3 separate regions of the Homo sapiens genome follow, and regions 1 and 3 are each linked to region 2. A link is a contact called in ENCODE Hi-C or POLR2A ChIA-PET data. All regions are on one chromosome and are shown on one strand. Each heading gives the region's core, a stretch centred on a gene start or an enhancer-like site at or near the end of the contact. The rest is flanking DNA. Distances are from core to core; before and after follow the strand shown. Region 1 overlaps TGM4 (transglutaminase 4). Region 2 holds the start of TCAIM (T cell activation inhibitor, mitochondrial). Region 3 overlaps ZDHHC3 (zDHHC palmitoyltransferase 3).

Region 1 (4,694 bases), core at 1,748-4,247, 550 kb before region 2:
CCCTGCTCTCAGCTCTTCACATGGTGGGACGTGGGTCTCAGCAGGGTCACTTCCCAGGGAAGCCCTTCCAACCCTGACAGAGTCAGCACCGACAGAGTCAGCCCCGCCCTGACCTGCTGCTTTCTGTCTTGCTGGAGGAGCCTCTTGTTTTTGGTTTCTTCATCATATCTGGCCCTGTCTGAAATTATCTTGCACTTTTGTTTGTTTACTGCTCTCTCTGCTAGTACAGTCAAGTCTAGGAGGCAGGAACTGCTTTACCTCTGGGTTCCCTGGCACAGAGTAGGTACTCAACAAATATTTGTTGAGTGAGTGATTCACACTATGTCATACATGGAGAGTGCTCAGTGCAACACCTGGCATGTGGCAAGTACTCAGGAAATTTTGGGTGAGGGAATGCACATGGACCCAGGGGTACTATAAAGTCACTGAAGTCAGCAACAGCACGGTCCCAGTCCATGCGTTGAGCAGGTAGCTCATGGCATGGCACACAGTAGGTGCTTATTTCATCTTGGATGAAGGGAATGGAGGCTGTTCTGACTGATCTCCACCAGCACGTTGGAGGAGACCCTAAGCCTGTTGTTCACTCAGAGAAGGAGCAAAAGGAGCGCTCTCCCAGGAAGTGCTATTGTATGCCATCTTGTAAAGTAGATCTACCTGATCTAATTTTTTTTTGAGACGGAGTTTCACTCTTGTCGCCAGGATGAAGTGCAATGACACTATCTTGCCTCCCTGCAACCTCCACCTCCCAGGTTCAAGCAATTCTACCTCAGCCTCCCGAATAGCTGGGATTACAGGCACCTGCCACTATGCCCAGCTAATTTTTGTATTTTTAGTAGAGACAGGGTTTCACCATGTTGGCCAGGTTGATCTCGAACTCCTGACCTCAGGTGATCTGCCTGCCTCGGCCTCCCAAAATGCTGGGATTACAGGCATGAGCTGCCATGCCCAGCTTACTTGATCTATTTTTAAAACTTAAAAACAACATTAAAGAAGTAAGACCCTCCTCCATTATCCCACCACCTGTCACAAAATCTAATACATTTTCTCTCTTCCCCTAGTTGTACTTATGCACATATATTTACCTAGCTATAACAAATGCATGAGCCATTTCCTATTATCTTTGCAACCAAAATATGATATTTTAATCATTATTATTGGCTTGCCTCCAGCCCACCCCGCTATGGCATCAGCATACCTCAGTCCTATGATTCATCTCTACAAAATGTTCCAGACCCCACCACGGCAGATGCCCGCTGAGTCACCTCCTCTCTCTGCTCTGGCCCCTCCCCTGCTTAGCCAAGGAATCAGAGCCTCACTATGTGCCAGGTCCTGACTGAGCTTCCCATTCTATTCTCTTCACACCCGCTATTATTCCCACATTACAGATGGAGAAACTGGGGATCAGGGAGGGTAAGGCACTCCTGGCTCAGACTGACCAGAAAGGGCCACTCCAGCATCCACAGACACTTGTGATCCCTCCCCAAAGCCCCATGAGTAGGGCCCCGAGGCTTCACCTGTGCTGAATTCCAGTTTCAGTTGGTGGTAGGATTGTAGGGGCTGGTTCAGCACCAGCCGCAGGTGAAACACCTGTCCTCGCCGGAACACAGGACTGCTCGTTTGGAACTCCCATGTGTGGTGAGAAACGGCGTTGTCCTGATTCAAGAAGTCAATGTGGAGAACTTGCAGCTCTGTCAGCAACGCAGCACATGTGGAAAGAGAGCACAGAGAATGTTTATTCCCTGATCACCTCTTTCTGGGTTCAAAATCTGAGAGTGCATTGAGGTGGAGCTGGGCTTTAGAGTCGGGCATCCCTGCTCCACCTCCAGCTGGTTATGAATCTGTCTGAGACTCAGTTTCTTCACCTGTAAGACTGGTGTGCACATACCTACCTTGTGGGATTACATGGGGATGAGCTGAGAGCAGTGGACTCAAGTGCTTAGTCATGTAACCCCGCAAAATAGGTAAGTGCACGCCCATCTTACAGGTGAGGAAACTGAGTTTCAAACAGGGTGAGTCTGTGAGTGGCTGTTAGGCAAGTTTCCCACCCCAACTCCCCCTCTCTGCAGACATGGCCTCAGGAACAAACCTGGTGCCAGGGTGTTCTCCGTCAATCAACACAAAAGCTGAAGGGAAAGAGGGGAGCGGGCAAACTGAGGAGGGAACAGATGAGCCCTGGGATTGCTCCCCTTCCTGTTCAGCCCAGACTCCCATCAGCTTCAAGTCAGACACCATCCTGAGGTGAGAGTTCACATCCTGAAGAGAAGGGTGGGGTGCAAAGTGGCTGGGGTGAAGCCTTTTTATCCAAATTGAGGAGGAAGCACCAAGGAGCTCCCATGATCTGAGGCCAAGACTACTTGCATTATAAATGGGATTTTTAAGGCCAGGTGCAGTGGTTCACGCCTCTAATCCCAGCACTTTGGGAGGCTGTGGGGGCGGCGCATCACCTGAGATCAGGAGCCGAGATCAAGCCACTGCACTCCAGAATGGGTGACAGAGTGAGACTCCATCCCCCCCAAAAAAAACAGGGGATTTTTTTCTTCAATGCTAAAGTGAAAAGTACATTCAGTAAAAGAAATAATCTCCACATGCATAATACACCCTTTTCTGTAGCACATGTATTTCTCACCATGTGTCTGTTATAATGACATTTCGTATTACCTCAGCTTGAGACCCAAACCCCTCCCCTTTATCTAAAATTCAAACCATTCCCAGGCTCATGAGTCATGAAGGGAAATGTGTTTTGGCTGCATGCTGAAACCACCTGGGGGTTGTAAAACTACTTATGTTCTCCCCCAGCGATTCTGATACAATTGTTCTGAGTGGGGCTGAGCCTCTATGTTTTCAAAGCTTTCCAGGCAATTCGAGTGTGCAGAGGGCATGGTAAAACACAGACTGCCAGACCCACCCTGAGTTTCTGATTCAGCACATCTGGGGTGTGGCTGAGAATTTGCCTCTCCAGCAGCTTCCTTGATGACGCTGTGCTGCTGGCCCAGGGAGGCACATATGGAGAACCCCTAGATTAGGAAGCCCCGCTGTGGCCTGTGAGGTAAAGTGAGGTGAGATGCAGGGACCTTCCTCTGCTCCTGAGGGCTCACCCACAGAGGAAACCCATCCTCTGCAGAGATCAAGGAGGCCAGCCATGGAAACTGGGCTTTCATGACTACAAAATAGGTGGAGTGGTCACGCCCACATCAGATGCCTACCTTGGGGATGCGGCCAGTGATGTGTTTGGAGACAGCACAGCTCATTCTTGCTGGAGTGGCTTTGGGATTGGGGTCTGGACAAGTGTTCTCCAGGAAGGCAAGTCCCAGCAAGTGGCCTTCCCTTCACACTGCGCACAGGGCCTGGGAACCTGCTGCCTCCAGCAGGGAGGCCCACCTGGCAGACAGACCTACCTTCCCAGGTGCTTCCCCTTCTTGGGCTGAAACCTTGGGGTGGGCCGATGGCTAGCTGGAGCATCTTAGCCCATTTGTGCCACTGTTATGGAATACCTGAGACTGGGTCATTTAGAAAGAATAGAAATTTATTTCTCACAGTTCTGGAGGCTGGGAAGTCCAAGATCAAGGCACTAGCATCTGGTGAGGGCCTCTTGCTGCATTGTAACATAGCAGAAGGCAGAGGGCGAGAGAGGACCAACTCCCTCCTTCAGGTCCCTTTAGAGGGGCACCTCATCTCATTCACAGGGAAGAAGCCCTTATCACCTAATCAACTCTTAAAGGCCCCACCTCTTAGTATCACCACATTGGCAACCCCTGAATTTTAGGGGGAGACATATTCAAACCATAGCATGCTGTCAGGAGCTGCAATCCTGAAAGGCTTCTTCATTTCCCTGGACAGCAGAGCTCCTGCTGTGGGACCCAGAGCCAATCGCAAAGCAATCACAGCTGGAAAAGGGCTTTAACAGTCCCTCCCATGTTCTGACTTATTCCTGCTCCCCCATGGACTGGGCAGGTGGGTGACCTGGGTTCCCAAGGGGTAAAGGTATAGGTTTTGGTACCAGGAAGCAGGAAAGAGCAGTTAAGAAATCCAAATCCTAAATGCAGTCATCTCTGTGGAAGCTTCTTAAGACCTTATCTCCCTGGAATGGTAAACATAGTCCCTCCCTTGGTGGCTAGTGTGCACATTGAGTGCCTGGCACATGCCTGGCACACAGTAGGCACTCGACAAAATGCAGGCCATCATTAATGTTAGGCAGATGGGCATATAGTGGGTTGAATGGTGGTCCCACAGAAGATATCTCCACCTGGAGCCTATGAATGTGACCTTATAGAAATAGGGGATTTTCAGGTGTGATTAAGGATCTTGTGATTATATTATCCTGGATTATCCAGGTAGGACCTAAATCCAAGAATAAGTGTCCTTATAAGAGACATGGAAAGGCAAGGGGAGGGTCATGTGAAGATGGAGGCAGAGACTGGAGTTACACAGCTGCAAGCCACAGAACACCTGGAGCCACCAGAAACCAAGAAAGACAAGGGAAGATTCTCCACTGGAGGCTTCTGCAAGAGCAGGACCCTGCGGACATTTTGATTTTGGATGTCTATCTTCCAGAACGAGAGAATAATAAATTGCTGTTGTTTTAAGCAGCCTCATTTGTGGTCATTTGAATGCCCTAAGAAACCAACATACAGCACATAACAGATGGCCAGTACTGGAGCCTCCTCCCTCACCCTCTCCTGGGCACTGCTCTGTGA
Region 2 (4,836 bases), core at 1,125-3,624:
TCATATTTCTAGAGGAAAATGCCTATATATATAAAAATATATTCAGTTAATAATTCTGCTATCCATTCAACAAAATTATTGCTCTAAGATGATCACTTCCTATACAAATCATTGGAAAAAATTAAAAATATATTTTCTCGTTCTGTTTAAGAATAAGAATGAAAAACCGAGTACTATGAGTCTTTTGAGTATTTCCTGTAAGCTCTTCAAGAATGGGCTCTGACGACTAAGTGACAGATGAGGATCCAGTTTTGGAAAAGAAGAAAGGGACAGGGTAGGAAGGAGAGAAAGAAATAACTCTTAGGGCAGTGGTTTTCAAAGCAGCAACAGCATCCGTGAGAAATGCAAATTATCAGGTCCCATCCGAGTCCTGCAGAATCAGAATCTGGGTGGGATGGAGGAATCTGTTTTAACACACTGTCAGGGATTCTGATGCACACTCAGGTTTGAGAACCACTGTATTAGGGAATCCTGATTCTATCACCAAAGAGGATTCTGGGGCATCTGTTAATGTTTAAGCTTTAATTCTTTAAAAATAATTATTTAATACAAACTTGGATCTTTAGCTACCCAATTTATGCTAAAAATCAAAGGAGGATTTCAAGTTTTTGCTTGAATTAGTTCTTTGTTTCCTGTATGGTTTATGTACTTTTCAGATTAAAAAAACCAAAATTCTAAGTAGAGACAATGTCCAGCAGGTTGGCAGGCATGGCTGCCTGCCGCTTCACAACGCCCAGATCTTGGGTTAGTCTTCAACCTTGTAAGAACAGAACCCAATTTTATCACTTCAAGACAGAAATACGTGGGCCTTGGGGAAGCTAAATTAGAAGGCCTGATAACTGGAATGTCAATCTGTAAATTTACTTTGAGATTATAACTGCTAAGACAACTAGAAGATTCAGATCTAATGTTCTTCCTCTTTCAGGACTAGCTACACAGAAAATCAAATTACTATCAGCTGACTGAAGACACATTGCTTCAGAGTAGAGTTGGGTGCTCTCATTCAGACACTAGCTCCAAAAGTCTGGGACATCCACATCAACCGCAGGCTTCTCGTCTTCAGATAAATTCTTACATAGGTGGTTCCTGTCCATACTGCACTTAGCCCACTATACTTCCACTTGGAAAATGCTATAAAATAACTGAAGAGGTTGCACTGTCTTATCACACTTGGGAGGCATACCGAGTCTTTAACTCACCCATTCATCACCACTTATGGGCCAGGTCCTGCGTAAAGCATTGGGACTAGAAAATTATTAAGACAATTCTAATACTCAAAAGACTTTTAGAGGGAGGGGGGAGTGTAAAAACAGACACAAGCAGATAAGTATAAAACAACGCAGTAAATGCAATAATACAAACATGCACAGAATATGAGAAACTCCCAGACGCAACACTTGGAATGGGGCGGGGAGAGCTCAGGAAGGTCTTCTCTAAGGAAATGGTGCCTTTCCTGGAAGAGGGCAGAGGACCGGGAAGGATAAAATTTATTTACAAACCATTGTAAATGACTACTTTAATCTACTTAACAGTGATATTAGTTTCTGTTTCATAAAGTGAAAATTTCTAATTTTACCTAAAATCTGTTCTAAGTGAGGCATTAAATCTGTGCAGTTTCAAACCAAATTTGGTGGAAAGATACCTAAATCAGTGAAAAATCCAAATTATGGAAGAGTACACGAAAAACGGTTTTGTTTTGCTTACTTTCAACTAACACCGAGTGTGTGCCAAATAGAGCTCTCAGGATTGAGCTTTGACCATTTGGCACAACTTTTATTTGAAAGTAATTTATTTTAACAAAATTAATATCATGCCACTCTCATTTGAACTGTGACTTCCCTTAGTGACTATCTTGTACGGTTTCTGAAAGCAGTTTGTTATATCAAGGAGGGACAAAAGCGGTAATTTTCATGGCTTTTCAGTTGAATATGAACTTCTTAGAGTAGGGGAAAAAGGCAAAGAAAAAGAGCAAAAGCAGGAAATGCTATTAGATACATTAGCCTAGATTCTGTAGCTTCCTTTTCTAAATCTCGCTATATGAGATTTAGTACGTAACAATTTCCCGTAAATCAAAGACCTCGGAAAAATATAAGTCGGAAACAATAAAACCTAAATCGTCTTTGCGTTCTCATTTCACAGCGAGTTAAAATGTAGATGCGATGCGGATACTGCGTCCCCTGGCACTGCCTCAATTCAAAAGTTAGCACTTTGCGCTAAGGTGGCTCTGAGCACTCCCCTCCGACCCCGCTTCCCCCCTAGAGGAGCATGAATGCACCACCGGAGCCCCTCCCCTCTTGCTCCTTACAGTTCTGGCAAGGGTCCGACGCGAGGGCTTTGTCCGACTAGTTCCACCTCCCACCCAGTACACCAGAAGGGAGGACAGTCGCTCCGCCCGCAGGGCTGTTCGGACGCGCATGCGCACTGGGGCGTCAGCTGGCCAACCAGCGCGCGACGCACGGCCAGGCGCTCCCACCTGCCCTCGCCCCGGTGGGCGACAGGCTTTGACGGGCTCCTAGCCGCAGTGCCCTCTGAGCCCCCAACCCTGAATTCTCAGCTGGGCCCTCCCGGCTCCACCTGCCCCCAACACCCTCCCCGCTCCGGCGGCGGCAGGGCGCTCGAGGCAAGCCCGGGCAGGGGGACGAGCTGCAGGTGACGCCCTGGTTGGCTGGAGCGTGCCAGGCCTTCCCCCTACGGCGCCTGCGCACAGCCAGGGCGTGGATTCAACCTTCCGCGGTGCCCTGCCTCTAGCTGACGTCAGCACCCTGGTAACTGCTGCACCTTCGCCGCGCGCTTTGAGCCCCCGCCCCTCCGCCTTCTTACCGGCCGCCCTGAGGGGTCTCGGCGCGCTCGGCTGAGAGCTTTAGGAGGCGCGAGCGAGCACTCCGACTAGGCCGGAGGGACTCGGAAAATGATGGTCCGGCAGGTGGTGGGTCCTGACCCAAGGGCCTGCAAGGAACGGAGAAGGGCAACCGAGCACGCGCTGGATCTTGGGGAAGAAGGGGAAAGGGACTGCTGGAGGAGGCGCGCATGCGCCGTGCGGTCCTTCGCCCCGGGCGCCCTGGCAGGGGGCGAGGCTCTGCGGAACTCCCGGAGCTGGCGCCAGGGAACAAGTCTCAGTGGAGAGCCTCGAATTTTAAAAGTCTCATTTAAGTATTTCTTTTGGTTTTCCTTGTATAAATATAGCTAACTTTTAAACATTTCTTTTCCGGCTTGTGTTGTTTGCTTTGGACCCTTCAGCACCTATTTTTAAACGTTAAGCATTCCCCAGTCAGCATGAAAGTTTTACTGTTAGTTTTATTTTGTTCCTATAATTTTGATTCCCCCCAGAAACTGCCACAGATGAAATCAAGCCAATAGAATTGAAAGCAAAGATCACCTGGTGGCCATGAAGCCGACCATCCTTAGGCAGAAACTCCTTACCTGAGGAATTTAGAGGTAACTAGACTTCCCTGTTACCTAAAGCCAGCATCTGGTACCAGACTTCTTCCCTCCAAATTTAAAAGTAACTAGAATTTCTATGCATCTCCGTAATGCACGCATGTCAAAACTCATTGTGCACCCCTTGCCATCTGCTCCATGCCCCAATCAACCCCTGTCCCCTACCATCCAGATACTTTATTACCCTCACATACTTGCACAGGAGTTACATATGCCACTAGTACAAAGTCCTCAGAAAATCCCCCAAGTGTTATGCCTCTCCACAAGGTGGCAAACGGAGATTTGGGAACAATTTGAGTTCATGTCCCTTTTCCATTGTCTGAACTTTGGCAAATTCAATCCAAGTTGGGTTCATTTAGCCAGGATCCCTCTAAGTTCATTCAAGAATTTCGGGCTTTATTGCCTTTGATTTAACCTGGCAAGACACATTTGTGGTATTAACTATTTGCTGTTCCCACGAAGAAAAAATCACGGTCTTTAGCTCGAGTTTGGGCAGACGAAACTCATGTTGGCAATCCTAATAATAGAGCCAGGGCAGAAGCTGTCCCCAACACAGAACCCAATTGGCAATACCACGCTGCCAATGCCAGCCCAAACAGAGACAGGGGAAGAGAAGATTATAACATGTTTGTTGGAAGGAATGAAATAAAACCTGTTAATTTTTCTAAATTATGAGAGATCACTCAGGACCAAGGACCCTTCCCTTTTCCAAGCTAGACTAATGGAGGCCATGCATAAATATACAGATTTAGATCCTGAAAGCCCTGAGGGCCAATCCCTTCTGGCCATACATTTTATAAGTCAGGCTTCCCCAGACATCAGACAAAAACTCCAAAAATTAGAGCAAGGCCCACAAACTCCCTTTTGTACTTTATTAAAAGCAGCCTTTAAGGACACTGAAGTTGAGAATGTCCCAAACCTCCAGGTTGCAAGCCATCCCTGGGACCCTGTCCTCACTGCAAATTGGAAGAATGAGTGTCCCTCCCTCATGAAGGGGGGGCCACCTCTTCCTTCTAGGCTATGACAGCCACAGTCTCACCAACCTACCTGACAAGGGGATCCTGCAGAACGAGGGTGAGGGTGAGGGCGAGAGCAAGGGCAAACACCTCTAATTCTATTCCTGGATTATGATCAAGCCTCTGAAATGTCAGTCATCCATCCTCTAGATGGGGCCTTGAAGCCATCCACGGCCCTGTCTTTTCCATCTCTGTGGATGATCCCAGGGCAAATCTGATTGTGGCTGAACAACAGATAATGTTACTCATAGATACACGGGACAGTTATTCAGCTTTATAAACATTTACTATGGCCCAATGTGCCAGTCCTCCATTTTCCTCATGGATATTGATGGAAAACCCCAATGAGGCTGTTTCACACAGCCATTCCCTTGTAAAATGA
Region 3 (4,419 bases), core at 672-3,171, 620 kb before region 2:
GACAGAAACATGCTCAGCACATCTGAGAAACAGGACTAGGACCAGGGTGATCAAAACATGGTAGGTGGGGGTAAGAGTGGTTGGAAGAGGTGAAGAGGGCCTCAGAGGCCAGATTGTGCAGGGCCTGGTAGGCCTCATGAGAACTTTGGATTTTATTCTAAGTGCAGCCGGCAGCCTTCAGAGAGACAGGGTGTGATCTGATTTGCATTGTGCTTGCAATGGAGGTTCAAGGTGTTACAAGTAGAAGCAGGGGGACTAGAGGTATTGCAGTGGTCCGGGCAAGACATGGTGTGGCTCGGACCAAAGTGAGAGCAGTGAAACCAGAGAGAAGCTGTTGGATTTGGAGTCTGTTTTAAGCTATTAGTTTTCAATCCTGCCTGTACCATCTCTTGGAGAGCTGTTTAAAAGTACTGATGGCTGGGCCTCACCCCCAGAGACTACTATAATTGGTCTGGGGGCAGGGCCCTGGGTATTCGAATGCTTTAGAGCTCCCACGTTTCCCTCACATTTACCTCTCAGGCCAGGCCTGAGAATGCAGTTCAGAACTGACAGAATGGAGAGAGATTGGAGAGTATACCTTCCAGAGTCTTAGCTAGAGCAGCCTGGGGAGCACTGGTGCCCATTATTGATTTTGGAGGAGAAATCAAGGCTTATGTTCTAGTCAGACTGCCACTATATTATGTGCAAGGAGAGATGCTAGGTGGGCAGTAGATAGTCAGTCTGGAGCTGATGGAGGATCAGGGTTGGAGAGAGTGTGTGTGGAGGTCATTGGTTTCTGTAAGGCATGTGAAAACAGGGAACTGGATGTTGGGCAGTGAGAGGGGAGCCTTCTGCCCTGGCATTCCCACTGCCCTCACATACATGGGTTCTTTACCCACTGCATTGAAGCGTACAGCCTCTCCAGGGACCTTGGCCAGCTGGCCCTTGCAGTGGATGCAGAACAGCATGATTCTCACTGTGGTGTGTTGCCAGCTTCCAATCCCAAAGCAGTGAGAGGCACAGACTGTATCCTAAACAACAGTTAGCTTCCCAGAGGTGTATTTTGCTGGTAGCCCCAAAGATAACTGGCCCCAAAAATGAAGAATTTGTCAAATATCTACCATTAGTAAGGGAAGCAACTGAGAGCATGTTCTATAGATGTGCCCTATTTTAGGGTCTTCATGCTACCACCTGCCTCTGCCCATCCCCAGCACATGATATCTCATGCAAAACCCAGTATGCAAAACAGAGAGGTGGGGCTGCAGAAGCGGGAGCTCCTAAGGCACTGCTGGGGCACCCTGGGATTCCAAGGAGCAGAGTTGGAAGCCCAGGTGATAAGCAGGTAAGTTAGGGGTTCCTTATTAATATTGCAGTCGTCTTTTTTTAGAAAGTGGTCACTGCAGGGTTCTAAGGAGTTCCCTAATGGGATTATGTTTTATATCTCAAGAATTCATGTTGCACATACTTTTTCAGAACAGTTTATATCCAAAGGTTATAAGCAATGTATGCATTGTGTATCACTTTGGTTTGTTATCATTACTAGTTTAAAATATATATATATACATATATATATATATATATAAAAACCTTGTGGTCTCCCTCAAGCAGTTACTTTACCACTTTCAGCTTTGGAATAATTATTCCAAGTGTAATATCTGAACAATTGCAACCACTATAGCCTTCTGGACCATTTTTCAGTGATTTACTCCAATGTAGCAGTAGATAGGTCCACATAGAGCTTGAAAAGAAAAGGGAAGTGGGAAATGACTCACAGATTTGTAAACAGCCCCCTTGGAAGTGAGACAGCCGTTTGAGAAATAGGGCAAAAGGGACAGGTCTCTAAACAGAGGGAGGAGGACAAATGGACAGAGGAGCAGGGCAGGTGCCTCACTTGACAGGCAGGCTGGCCTGGAGGCAGCATGGGTGTGGGCAGGAGCACAAGTCAGGCTCATGTTTGGTCTCCTGACGCCTTCTCCTTGCCCACTCTGAGGTTGTGTAATGTCATTATAGGGGCTTTCTGTGTTCTGGAAACACTTTAGACGTTTATAAGTCTAGAATGGCTCCATGTGTCCTGAGGAGGCAGCCTCTTGAAGACAAACTGGACTCAGAAACCCTTATCTTACTACCCTTCTCTCTCTTTTCCTCATTTCTTGGTTTCACCACCTTTTCTTTTCCAAATTCCTCATTCTCTGAGCTCCCTCAGGAATCCTGAGGGGCTTCTTTATTTCTGAGACAATGTCTGTCTCCCAGAAGATGCTTAAACGTGACAGATGTAGATTGTTTCTTTTTGTCCTGGCTGCCAGGAAGCTCAAAGCCAAGTGTTACACAATGACAGTAATTGTATAAACCCTTATGATCAGTATATTTTTGCCCCTCCTTTTTTGGATCTTATCGTTTATTAACTTCATAAATTATTTCAAATCTGAGACTTGAGAAAAGGAGGAATATACAGTCATGTGTCACTTGATGGGGATAAGTTCTGAGAAATGTGTTGTTAGGCAATTTGACCATTGTGCAAACATCATAGACTGTACTTACACAAACCTAGATGGTACAGCCTACTGCACACCTACGCCGTATTGAATAGCCTCTTGTTCCTAGGCTACAAACCCATGCAACGTGTTACTGTACTGAATACTGACTGTGGGCAACTGTAACACGATAATATTTGTATATCTAAACATAGAAATGGTACAGTAAAAACATAGTATTATAATCTTGAGGGACTTGTCATTGACTGAAACATCATGATGTGCATGACTGGATTTATAGTCAATTTAACCACATTGTTAAGGAAAAGAAAATTCGTCTGTCTACCTGCTCCCCCACCCCGACCCCTCTTGAATCCCACTCTGTGAACACCTTGCTGTAAACAGACCTCCATGACTATCTCAGACCACTACCGGCCACTGATTTTCATTTCAGCTGCCAAAAGTCATTGAGTGGAAATATTGGGGCTCACTTCAAACATGCAATTGGTATTCCCTTCTGGAGTCTCTTTCAACAGCCTTACAGAGCATGTGCTGTGTTCAGAGCCCAGGTGGCAAGTATTTCCTGGAAGGGTAGCATGGCAGCATGATGTTGGACCTGTGGGAACATAGAAGAGGAACAGCAGGCCAGGTGCTGGATGCAGCCAGAGAAGCGCCTTGTGCATCTTGCCCAGAAGTATTGGCACATTCACTGCATCAGGTTAGGGGACTTGCCTGAGGGTCCATTGGAGTATCGTGCTGCATTCTCCCTCATGCCAGGCAACTTCTCACCCCTGCCCCCGAGCAACTTATAAATCCCAACAGGAAAAGCTTTCTGGCTTCAGAGGGAGGAAAGCAGCCCATTTGGGGACCAACTAGCTACCTTTTACTTTTCTGTGGAGGAGACACATGGCCAGTGATGCAGGCCTGGGGTTGGTTACCATGCTCCTGGGAGAGCTGTTGGAGTTTCTACCCAGACTGGTGGGTGTGCACGGGCTTTGATCCCATGGCCCTGAAACAATTTAAGCAGGTTTTCATTCTTGTTGCTTGAAATGGATGGAATGTTGAGTCCTTGAAATTATTGGCATTTCTTTAGAACCTGTCTCCACTACTTTCCATTGTTTCTTTTTATATTATCATATTATCCTAGATACTTATTGAAACAGCCTTAGTATCCTAGGCCTGTTTCAATCTTAATACTAGTGTGCTGAGGTAGTTGGTGGTGGTAGAATGATGTTGTGACATCAGGCAATTAAAATAAAGTTTTTTCCAAGTCACTTAACAGAAATACCTGGTAATGATATGTTTGTCTTCTGATAGTGACATAGGTTCTAGACTTGGATTGTCTGGGTCAGAACCCTACTTCTGCCACTTATTAGCTGTGTTACCTTGGGAAGATGCTTGACTTCCCTGCCTTTGTTACCTCATGTTTAAAATGGGGAATACCACAATCTCTACCTCATAGGTTTGTTGTCAGAAGTAACTAACACATACAGTTTTGTCACAAAGCATTTGGAACTATGCCTGGCCTGTAAGTGCTCAATAAATGTATCATTATTCAGCTTGAGTTATTGAATACATTCTTCGTGCCAGGCCCTAAGCAGTTTGCTGAGCTACAAGTTGACAGATGTTGTCTTGTCCTCCAGGAATGTCTTGTGATGTAGGAGAGATGGTGTGTAATTAAATGACGTGTTCCATACTATACATACAAGCTGTGGTAGCACAAAGGCTAAGTAATGGGTTCTGCCTTGGATGTGGCCTGGGGCCATGAGGAAGTAGCAGAGAAGGTGATCCCTGGGTGCATTTTAATTTGGGTGCTAGAAGCAAGGAGGTGCCTGGCAAGTTGGAGCGGGTGAGGGTTTGGTTGGTGCTTAAATGGAGCCCCTGAGGGTAGAAAGGAAAACTTAGAATGTTGCCTTTGGGAAACTCCAAATAGACCACAGGGAGGGACTGTTTACGGAGGGAGGTGGCA

Evidence for each region. Hi-C counts contacts between places; a loop is a spot of excess contacts on that map. ChIA-PET counts read pairs that join two places held with the same protein, here RNA polymerase II (POLR2A). Pooled maps may share reads with other maps.
Region 1: a map of endothelial cell of umbilical vein shows a loop between it and region 2 (12-fold over the local background). The contact joins the enhancer-like site here to the promoter of TCAIM in region 2. A Hi-C loop is called at or near these places in 1 of 168 maps with a recorded cell type or tissue (endothelial cell of umbilical vein) and 4 of 50 pooled maps. POLR2A ChIA-PET finds 5 or more read pairs at or near these places in 1 of 52 experiments (activated T-cell).
Region 3: a pooled map shows a loop between it and region 2 (3-fold over the local background). The contact joins the enhancer-like site here to the promoter of TCAIM in region 2. A Hi-C loop is called at or near these places in 1 of 37 single-sample maps with no recorded cell type and 2 of 50 pooled maps. POLR2A ChIA-PET finds 5 or more read pairs at or near these places in 2 of 52 experiments (MCF 10A and PC-9).

Annotation. Positions count from the first base shown.
Region 1 is chr3:44,882,319-44,887,012 of GRCh38, reverse strand. It overlaps TGM4 (transglutaminase 4), which reads right to left. Exons shown (of 14, transcript NM_003241.4): 2 at 1,515-1,688. Among named protein-coding and RNA genes, the nearest start is that of TGM4, 10 kb to the right of the region's middle. RefSeq lists enhancers at 1,122-1,416, 2,442-3,119. Within about 2 kb of position 2,997, at least 5 of the 41 ENCODE cell types and tissues checked have a DNase peak (open chromatin) inside an H3K27ac peak, as active enhancers do; they include endothelial cell of umbilical vein, where a contact is called at or near this core.
Region 2 is chr3:44,336,304-44,341,139 of GRCh38, reverse strand. It overlaps TCAIM (T cell activation inhibitor, mitochondrial), which reads right to left and starts at 2,374. Exons shown (of 11, transcript NM_173826.4): 1 at 2,306-2,374. LOC105377055 (a long non-coding RNA gene) reads left to right here and starts at 3,022. Exons shown (of 4, transcript XR_940782.4): 1 at 3,022-3,435. It also overlaps a transcript of TOPAZ1 not described here. RefSeq lists a silencer at 2,324-2,713 and enhancers at 2,854-3,023, 2,708-3,361.
Region 3 is chr3:44,952,600-44,957,018 of GRCh38, reverse strand. The region is part of intron 2 of ZDHHC3 (zDHHC palmitoyltransferase 3); the gene reads left to right. Among named protein-coding and RNA genes, the nearest start is that of ZDHHC3, 21 kb to the left of the region's middle. Within about 2 kb of position 1,921, at least 9 of the 41 ENCODE cell types and tissues checked have a DNase peak (open chromatin) inside an H3K27ac peak, as active enhancers do; they include PC-9, where a contact is called at or near this core.